Linked DNA regions of Mus musculus: region 1 is linked to region 2. The links are chromatin loops, found by intact Hi-C in ENCODE. Cell type or tissue: heart. All regions are shown on one strand. Links, peaks and the distances in the headings refer to the core of each region. The heading gives the core; the rest is flanking DNA. Region 1 overlaps Rhbdd1 (rhomboid domain containing 1). Region 2 has its middle 440 kb from the start of Mir6344.

Region 1 (5,387 bases), core at 188-5,187, 750 kb before region 2:
TGGATAAGCCACTGAGTCTGGAGGGAAGGAGAAAAGTGGAAATTGGTCCCATCTGAAGAGGTGACCTTTGGTTTAGGAGCGATCACGGGGCTAGACAGGCCACTCTGGGAAGGCTGTGGGCTTCCTGGGACATGTCAGCTGGGCTTGTGCATCTGGGCACACAGGGGCCATGGAGTACTTGTTCATGGCAGACAAGAGTGACCTGCAACAGTAACCCTGTGCTCTTCTTTTGTTTAAAACCAATTAGGGGCTTGGGGAGTTAAGTGAACGGGCTCCAATCGCACAGCTGGACTTCCCCTGCATGGTGCCATATCACTGGCCATCAAATCTGTGAAGACGCTGTCTCCTCATTTCTTCTGGTGGGAGCCGGAACCCATATGGCATTGGACCATTTCTGGTATTTCCTGCAAAGAGAAGGCAAACAAGGGAAATGACACACTGCCTATCCATTGTTCTGACATTTACAAGGCGCTGTGCTCCATAGGATACCAAGAAGAGAAAACCAGCTGTTTTGGTGTCATCTTTATTACAACGTTAAAAAGACACATAACACAGAGATTTCAACTCTAGCTGTTAATACTAATTTCGACACAGAGTAAAAGTTTTTAGCGTGGTTCGGTCCATGAGCTTAACTTGATTCAGTCTCAGTCCACGCTGACTTTGTTGTTCTACCATGCTCCATGATATCCATCGTGTCTTAAGGGCTGCTTTCATTTTTTTTTTTTTTTTAACGACCAACTCAACTAACTCCTCCATAGCCGACTCCTATCTATGCTGGCTGGCCTCCCCTTTCCTCCCTGTAAACTGCTGGTACTGCCAGTCTGGGCATCAGAAGCACACCTGGCTGAGACACTTGAGTCCTACCTCTCTGGAGGTGAAGGGTGGTACACACAATGGAGATCAGGAGCAGAGTTAACTGACCCAGTGGCAGTGTGACACAATGTCTCAAGCCAATAGCCTATAGCAACTCATTACACCCTGTGTCCCTCCCCTACCAAACACACACACTTTGCTAGCTGACACACACAATATAAGCACAATAACTACATGTCACATGACTGAGAGGGAGGCTCTTCAGGCTGTAGACATAGAATACAGTCAATGAGTGTCGAAGCACGTCAGCTGGTATGTGGAGGCATGGTCTGAAAGACACATGCTCCTTGATCTTAAACCCTCATGGTTTATCCAGCGGAGGATATGAAAGTGCTATACCTTTTCACTCCTGGATCTGTGAGCCCTACTAACTGGCTATGAATCTTTCTCTCATCTCCTGTACCTCCAGAGTCTCATTCCCTCTTCCAACTTTAGGTCAGCCCTGAAGTCCTCCCCTAATACCAACTTTTTAGCGGTCAGCCATTCTCTGTTAAATTGTCTTCATTCAATAGCTGCCACATTCTGCCAGATAGTGTTGGCATCTGTGCGCACCTCTGCTCTCTCCTATCAGGGACAGAGGCTCTTGAGGTGATAGGGGACATCTCTGATACTTCTCACCCCTCAGAACCCGGATCAGTCCTAAATACATAGCTGCTGTCAAATAAGCAGGGTCTTAATAGCACTTGCTTATGATTTCCAGGGCGATGTTGTGGCTAGACATCATCCACCACAACTGAGGGCTGACGTGGCTGATTCAGGGAGCAAAGGCTTTGGACTCTCTGGCCAGATGGCAGGGTTCTTAAGAGGGACAAGTGTGCCCTCTGAATGAGCAAGTGGGCATGCACTCAACCCTTGGGCATGTGATCCTTCCTGCTTATTCTCCACAAGTGGGTGTTTTTCAAAGACATCTCATTTATGTTCAAGCTGACAAAGCCGGGGATGGGGTGGGGACTATCACAGCTATAGTGAGGTATAAGAGAAATCGGGGAAATTGATGTCTGAAATCAGGGGTTGAAGAGTCAGTTCAATCCATGACTGGAATTTCAGTTGTCAAAGAGAAGTTCACAAGAGGAAGTCAAGACACTTGTATGATTTTGTGTCTGTATTGTTCCAGGGATGCCAATGCTTACTTCTAATGGTCCTTCCTCTCCTGTAGAGATACTAAGACCATTGTCTTAAGCCTGTGCATTACATCTTGACGTGAACAACCAAAGCGACTAGGAAAGGCCGTGTACCCATCTCATCCCTGACAATGATCCTTTACTTCATGGCCTTTTAGTACAGCAGAACATATGTCACTGTCTTAACCTAGACCAAAGATGACAGAGAATAAACACACTTAGGAACTTTCACCATCAACAGTTTATGAATCTTCAGGATTTAAAGTTTCACAGGATACAGTTTTGCAGTCTTTACAGAGGGATTTGTCTTTGTTCAAAAGGGTGCATTTTTGAAATGGCAAATACATGAATCAAATCAACACCACTTTATTGCTTAAAATTGCTTTGTGTAATCAGATCCAAATCCTACTTTGCTGTTTATGGCTGCTTTTTAACAAGGAATTCTTAATTGCACTTATGAACACAGGCCAATCAGTCTTTGACAGCGCACTGCACATGGAAAAGGACCCAGAATGAGCTGTGGGAGAATCGGGAGCAGCTTCAACGTGGCAGAGCTGCCACCAGGCCATAGGCCACAAACCAGAGCAAGTGGGAAGTTCTTCAAGGAAACCAGTGTTCTCTGTTGTATTTCTATGGGAGGATCCATAATTGCCTTTGGGAGGACTAATGTTTTCATGACAGAAAGAAGAAGCAAAGAGTTAGCGGGCAGAGGATGAGGGTTCCACAGGTGCAGTGCCCTCCCCTCCCCTCCCCTCCCCTCCCCTTCCCTCTCCCCCTCTCTCTAGACTCATTTGCAGGGCATTCAAGGATAACCAAGGCTTAGCCAACAGAAGAAATGTCACACACTGACTAGAGAACTCCCAACCCTATCCACTCAGAGGTATGAAAGTCACTCCATTTATTTATAGAGCCCTTTCAAGGGCTCGTGTTTCACTCAGCTTTTGTTCCCAATCTTGTCATTCCAGTTCCACTGATGGGCCAATTAAAAGACAGTGACATGTTAGCAAGACAACTCAGGTCACTTGGCCAGTACAGATGGGAGCCATGCTGGAGCCAAAGTTTTCTGACCTCTTACAACCTACCCAACTGCCATCACTTCTGAACCACTGAACCCCATGCCTTCTCACCATGTCTGACCTGCTTCCCTTCATGGATATGTGGACGCACTGCTATGTGAACACAGAGGAACAGGGAGTCCAGTCTAAGCCCACAACACTCATAAGCCCTAGTTAATATCAAAGACACAGGTCTAAAATACCACCTCGTGTTTCATTAAGTTCCAATACAAACCAGAGTAGTTTGGTTCTATAAGAACACCACAGTGCTATAGTTCCTATCAGCACTACAGTATCAACTCAGGCCTCACGTTCTGTGTAGTTTTAAAAGTCCTTCAAACTCAATTTCTGGTAACTACCCTCCTATCTGAATTACTTATTTCAGGATCCACACACTGTTCCACTCCTGACAATATTTAGTTTTTAAAGCAGCTTTCAAATGTAAATAAATCTCTGATATTCTAAGAGGAATTTTAAGTCAGGTGTTACTTATCCATCTGCTGCTTGCTGTGTGTGCTGCGGGTCAGCACGGTGCCGGGACAAGGCTCTGGTCCACTCTGCCATCCAGTCCCTTCCTTTGCATTGATTTTTAAGCACGATTCTGTGGTTTCCAACCACCTACATAATCTACTACTGTTCTCTCTGTTCAGGGACCTGCGGGCATGTCTCAAAGCATCTCAGTCTCTGGTATAAGCTCACATTTCTTAGGGATAAGCACAGGGCCTGGGCTTGCTTCATATGGGTGGAAGACGTCTCCAGTTTCATAAAGGGAACTTGCTAGTGGAGATTCAGAGCTGGTTGCCTGGGTCTGTCTGGGATTCATGGACATGCCCCACCTAAGACACTTCATGAAGCAGGCCCTGGTTGGTTCCTGTATGAGGGGAGCTGCTGACCAAGGGGGCTGTTGGCCTTCCACTGCTCTGGAATATAACAGGCCGACAAGATCCTTTCTCTTTCATATCAATACAGTAATCATACAGCTGTTCTCAACATGAGGGCCGTGAACTGCATATCAGATATCCTGCATATCAGTTTGCTCCATTACAATACCAGTAGCAAACGTACAGTTAAGGAAGTAGTAACAAAGTCATCTATGGATGGAGCCACCACGATGTGAGGATCCGTGTTAAAGGCCACACTGGGAAGGTTGATGATTTATAGCTACAGAAGCTTCCCTTATGTTGGTCTTAGTTTCCCAGTTTATGAAATGGGATGGTGAGGGTGGCTTCCTTGGGAGACTTCTCAGAGCAATGGACGGTGCATATACATTACTTAACAGCATGTAATAACCGCTTGTCAAATCCCTGATACCATCAGGAATCATACATAATGTCTGTGTTTGAAGAGAACTGATGCCATACACAAAATAAAATCTCAAGATTAGTTAACTTTAAATAATTAAAAACCATATTAACTTATCCTTTGTGCATCGATGTCTTGCCTGCATACATGCCCGTGTATGAGTGGGGTACCTCTAGAACTGCAGTTACAGATAGTTGTGAGTTGCCATGTGGGTGTTGGGAATTGAACCTGGGTCCTCTGGACAAGTAGCTAGTACTCTAACCACTGAGACATCTGTCCATCCTCAATTAGTAACTTCTTAATGAAAGAGTCCAGTTGTGTTTGGGAGTGCTTGTAGCAGTGATTTGTAGATGTATGGAGCTATTAGCTAGTAAACTTTGCTTTCTAAGAAATGAATAGCAAGAGGTAACTAACATACATCACTGAGCAGTACATTTTTGGAAGATGGAGGAGCCTTGGGGCTGTTGGGAAAGTCCAAGTGTCCTGTATGGACCTTTCTTCCATTTAGTTAAATCACACATTGACCATTTATAGGCCCGAATGAAATGGTCCGGCTCTGAAGAGCCTGGCAAAGAATATTAGTATTTATGAGACTCACCCCATGTCCCTGTAAATGGAGGTCAGACCCCAATCTTACTCAGAGAAAGAGTAGGCATGCTTCAAAGAGCCTCAGGAACACTGCTCAGTTTAAGATGACTTCGCTAGATTACAGCACCAGTAGTGAGTTCATACAATTTATTGATCTGTGGTTCTTGATGGAAAAATTTCAGTTTTCTACCCTTATGTATAATGCAGTAACCTGTCTATTTTATGGCTAAAGGAAGGGAAGCAATTTTCTCCGGATCAAAATTGCTGAAGAGGCTTGTGAGTTGACTGCCATTCCCCTACTAGTCACCACTGGTGTAAACAGGGGTGTTTAGTTTGCTGGAGTGCACAGATCTGCACATGAGCCAAGCACTCACGCCATTCAAATTATACTACTGTGAAGTCACGGGATGGGATCATATCTTTTCCTTAAATTGGAGGGCTGGACGGG
Region 2 (5,387 bases), core at 64-5,063:
CCTGGGTTATCACGTGCTTCTGTTGGATTACACTGGAAGCTAACTTCATTTTGTCACTCTATCTGCATCACACTTCATAGTGCATTACATATATTCAACAGTATATGATGGTAACTTCATATTGGAACTAAATTTAATCATGTGACAATCCCTGTTCCCAACAAAAACAAATATTCTCTTGGGTCCCACTTCTCTTCCTACCAGTATATGTTTGCATCCAGTGGTTCTCACTGCCATCCTCACACTGGACTTTAGGATGACAATGGTCAAATTGATTATGGATTTATATAGGCTCATATCACTCACTAAATTATGTCTGCTTCCAATGCAGCTATAGGGTTTATTCAACTCTGTTGTATTCTGTGGGGTCAGGAATCATTGAGGTCTCAATAAATTAAAATGAGGAATGATGACAATTTAACTCCCTCTAGATTTAAATAATTTTTGCATCGACATTATTAACGAAACCGTATTCTGTGCTCTATCTTCTCTTTTCTGTCATTTTATCATCTTCCTATGTCTGTTTCATGGCTCTCCTCTAGTGAAACTACCATCTTCCTGTTCCCATTGAAAATGCAATAGGGACCTAGAGTTGGAAATCTGAGTTTTAACATTTATTCACCTCATGAACTTTAGAAATTTTCTTAACATCTCCAAGTCATGAGACAAGTTGAGAAGAGATTCTTTATCTTAGTGATGAAGGTGAAGGATGAAGATCAGATACAATTATCTTATCCAATTTCTAACTTCAAAACTTTATTATCTTACTTTCTATTACTATTTTCTTACCATTGTCCATTTTAAGCCAAAAGTCATAATAAAGTTTTAAAAATCATCCTTAAGACTCATATGAATAAAAACACCCTTAAGTATGAGGAAGTCAATACTACTTCAGTTCTGCCTGAGACCACATGGTTAATTTGTCTACTCAAGGGGTTGACTTGCAGATTCTCTGGGTGGTAGACCAAAGCTGTATTTTCTGATCTGTTCCTTATCAGTAATAAAATTAACATTTTAGTCCTTTAAAACTATTTTTCCATTGTTTTTCAGATATGGAAGAGGAAAATGCATTAGTATATATTAAAGATGCTATAACTACTCTAATCATTGTTACCTATTGAATGTTGAGTATTTTACCTGGAGTAGTGGTATGATAGTTTCTAGTTATTTTATCTTCCCAGAATGAATTATTATTGGGAACCTCATTTAAACAGATAAAGATAGGTTCAGAGTTTCTAAATCAGACCTAAAAGTTAGACTACCTGGGAGGGAGGAATAGCAATATCTTTATTTACTGCAAGGAGGCTTATTTTCATTGAAAGCTTGAGGGGCTTTCAAGCCTTCAAGTGTGCCATAAGCAAAGTATTGATGCTTTGTCTGGAACTGTGAGGAGTCTGAGATTTGCCTATTGTGAGCTGATGGGTTAACCTTCTTTGGTCTCCCCAATGCTGACAGAAAATAGGGGAAGGCATTATTTCAATAAGCAGAAACAACAAGAATGTCAGAATTTTCTTTGCCCAGTGTCTTAAGCCTCAGTTTACATATGGAGATACGTTACAGGAGATCCACTTGATGTCTTCATAAGCAGTAGGTTACATTAGAGAAGATCTTGGGCTGTGTTCCAGAGGAAGACCATCTCTGTATATTTCTAGACTGGTGGATTGACCAACATCCTTGCAAAAAAACATCCTGGAACAAAAGCCATCAGTATTTCCACTTACCAGATGTGTGGAAACATAAACACACCAATGAGCCTTTTGTTAAAATAAGAAAGATTATGATATTTTAAGTGAGTACAGTTTAAGCAAGGGTTGAGATAGAGGAAACAACGGAAAACAGAGAAAGAATCAAGTTTTGTGTAGGAGGCCAAATCAACAAAGAATAATGTCTTGTGGCTGGAGAGATTGTTCAGTGGTTAGGAATACTTGCTGTTCTTGTAGGAGACCCTAATTCTTTCTCCAGCATCCACATCTATTCATAACTTCAGTTCCAGGAGATTTGATGCCCTCTTCTGGCTCTCCTGAAGCACTAGGGATAAACATGGGACAAATACAATGTAAGCAAGCAAAAACACTCGTATACATAAAACAAAAATAAGGAATAAATTTAGTTAAGCTTTATGGAACATGTTTCTGGAGAGGTAGCTGGCTGTTAAGAGGCCTAGCTGCTGTTGCAGAGGATGTGAGTTAAGTTCCCAACACCCATATTAGATGACTAATAACTATCCATAACCACAGACCCAGAAGATCTGACCCTCTCTTCTGGACTCTGTGGACCCCTGAATACACATGCACCTACAGAGAGACAGATAACCAAATATTTTTTTGAAAGAATGTTTCTATTCAATACATAAGAGTGATGGATGTGAGAAGCTTTGACAGTTGAATTTAGCTCCTTTCATTAAACCTTCCAGAATAAGTTACCATGGAAATAAGGCCAAGGCTAAGTATCTTAAGAGTCCATGACCCGAAATGTATACCTCAATGAAAAGGTCTGATGCATATGTGGGTTTATAGTAGTTGCCTGGCAATTTAGTGTAATAGGTACACCATTTCTTAGAGCTAAATCACATCAGGAATTTTTTTAAATAAAATTATGAGTGGTGGGAAGCAATCAGAAAAATGCATAACATCAATATCAATGTAATTATTGTTACTCTGTTAAATTAATGATCTTCAAGAAATTCCAGCAGAGAAGGTAAACCAAGACTTGTGAGTTATCTCTTTGCATGTCTCTGTCTGTCTCTGCATCTATTTCTGTGTCTCTCTGACTCTGTCTCTGCCTCTCTCTTTCTCTCCTTCCCTCTTTTCACCTCTTCTTTCCCAATCCATTTCCCCCCCAATATGAAACAAAAGTACACAAAGACTAATTGAAACTAATCAGCCTTTTCTACATATGGTTTTTTTTTTTTTTTTGAAGGTATGATTTAGAAACATATCCACTTTCAATTTCACTTCACTGGTAAGGTACTTTTGATTTCTGCTTTCTTTACATCTTCTTATCTTTTCCCTACCCTGGGCCAAAAGCATTGCAAATACACATTAATATGTACCACCTATAATATTACTCTTCAGGAGAGGGAGGTATATTAGGAGGCTGGATAAATTCTCCAGGCCCACATTCTACACCTAGAATACCTGTGTGCCTTCTGTAAAGCCTGGGAGACTGCTGGGCTCCAGGGGTCTCCTTTGGGTGCCACTAGCCCCCAGTGTCTTATACAATGGAAGTGTTATTTGGATTTGGAAGTTTCTTGGGTATTTCAGAAGTGGTAAGACTTCCAGCAGTTTCTCTGATGTCATGTAGCTTTCAAACATTTTGTTACAAATTCTTAAATAGTGAAGGAGAGGCAGATGAAAACATCTGTATTTTTTTCAGCACTCCAAAAAGTTTCAGCTTCTTTGGAAACATCCAAGTAGGCAATAGAGGAGATAAACAAATAAGTTCACTTGGTTGTCTTTGAATCATAGATCCTCCTAGGTGTACCATGCCTGTGGTTTTATTACAAAGTATAAATTAAAATTCAACTTGGTTTGAGTATTATTTTATAAAGATTTATTTAATTTGTGTGTATTGTGTGTGTATGTATGTATGTATGTATGTATGTATGTATGTATGTATGTGTCTGTGTGTCCTTTCTTGTATTGGGGGTTTCCGCAGAGACTAGAAGAGGGCTTTTCATACCAGAGAAGTGGAGTTCCAGGTGAGCTGCCTGATGGGGGTGGTGTAGGCAGAGCTCTGGTTTCTCAAAATGACAGCAAGCATGCTTAACCTTTGCAGCATCTCCTGGCCTGAAATTTGGGTAGCCTTGAGAATTATAAAAGTAGTAACATAAATAGATGGCATGTATAGGTTAAGCTTAGTAGCTAAGAGGAAACAATGAATGTAAAGTAATTGTATTATAGAGATGAAAATCTTTGTCCAAAGGTGACAGACACACACATATTAAATTTCTTTTTCAAATAAAACTATGCTCTTATTAATACTCTCATATTTTAAATAATTTTTTTAGAAAAAATCTAGATATACTATGTTTGGTAAGTAACCTTTGAATCTAAGATAAGTCAGTTCAGTTTTGTCCTATTGTAATCGGAGGCTGAGGCACGGAGATTTTTGTCCCCTAGGAGCCTGTCTTTTTATTAGGAAGAGAGGCCCCTTGGTCTTGCAAACTTTATATGCCTCAGTACAGGGGAATGCCAGGGCCAAGAAGGGGGAATGGGTCGGTAGGGGAGCAGGGTGGGGGGAGGGCATAGGGGACTTTCTGGATAGCATTTGAAATGGAAATGAAGAAAATATCTAATAAAAATTTTGAAAAAAAAACCAAACAAATAAAAGTAAATTATATTTTCCTTCTAAGAGAAAGTAAATTTTCTTATGAAAAAAAAATCTATTTTTGTCCTGGATAGCATTTCACAGAAGATTTAGAATCATACTGCACTTACCAGAGTTAGGGTGGAAGGAAAAAAATGTACATCACACGTCTGAAATTAAAAGATGAGATGAGGTAAGATGGTGAATTATGGCTTCATACTACTGAACCAAACCTTTGCCCACTTTACCTGCGCTGCACTGGAATTCCACTCCTGCAAGGAAGACCCTCTTCTCCCTACCAGAAGCTTGAGAACCACGTCAGTACAGATTCCATTGGAGAATTAGTGGCAGCTTTCCATAGGGAAGAACTTTACTCCAACACATCAACAACCATTCCTTATGTCTTGAGTGTCCTTGGGTTGAGCAAATCAAGACAAAAAGAAAAGGTCTGTTCAAGGCACAACAAAGAGTAAGAGGACAAGACAGCTGTGATCATGGACAGTAGGGATGTTTTCTGTGTGATGATGCGTCCTACAGCAAAGGAGCGGGAGGAAGACATACTGTCTTTTAGTTTTCTTGCTTGACTGACTCAGCTCTAGACTGTTTAATTTAGAGAGGGAAGCACCAGAGAGCATTCACCATGCAAGAAAAAGATGTTCTAGGCTGTAAATACCATCCTGCTAATGGCAGAGTGAGGTAGACTTATTTATTTAGGCGGAATGGTCATCTCTCTCTTTGCACCTCCTATGTCTCTTCTTTTACTTTGTTCTGTTTCTGCTCTCCTCTCCTTCCTCACTACTTGTTGGATGGAAACTGCTGGAAATGCACACAATCAAAACAATGGCGATTAAACCAGAAAATGCTAGTCTGCCTAAATTCTCACTGGGAACAGAGATGACAATAAATGTATCGTGACTATCTTTCTTCCATCTTTTTCCTTTGGTGGACTTCTTCATCTTTTTTTTTTTTTTTTTGGGGGGGGCAAAAAAAATTACATGTGTGTGACATTGATTTTATTATGTGTATTGGGCACACATAATATTGTACCTAATATGTTTTTATTTTATTTTAATTTATTG

What was found. Peaks named below come from ENCODE experiments on the same cell type or tissue, not always from the same donor. Only the 100,000 strongest peaks of a DNase experiment are listed, where the experiment ranks them.
Region 1: a loop joins it to region 2, with 4 times the contacts of the local background. A loop is called at or near these places in 5 of 42 quality-filtered maps.

The regions. Positions count from the first base shown.
Region 1 is chr1:82,437,880-82,443,266 of GRCm38, reverse strand. Rhbdd1 (rhomboid domain containing 1) reads right to left here. Exons shown (of 7, transcript NM_029777.3): 7 at 1-404. The coding sequence ends at 313. Among named protein-coding and RNA genes, the nearest start is that of Gm46095, 69 kb to the right of the region's middle. In heart, for the core only: no CTCF peak of the experiment used is centred there; a DNase peak (open chromatin) is centred at 2,946.
Region 2 is chr1:81,685,547-81,690,933 of GRCm38, reverse strand. No RefSeq gene overlaps it. Among named protein-coding and RNA genes, the nearest start is that of Mir6344, 440 kb to the left of the region's middle. In heart, for the core only: a CTCF peak has its summit at 2,025 (motif pointing left); no DNase peak of the experiment used is centred there.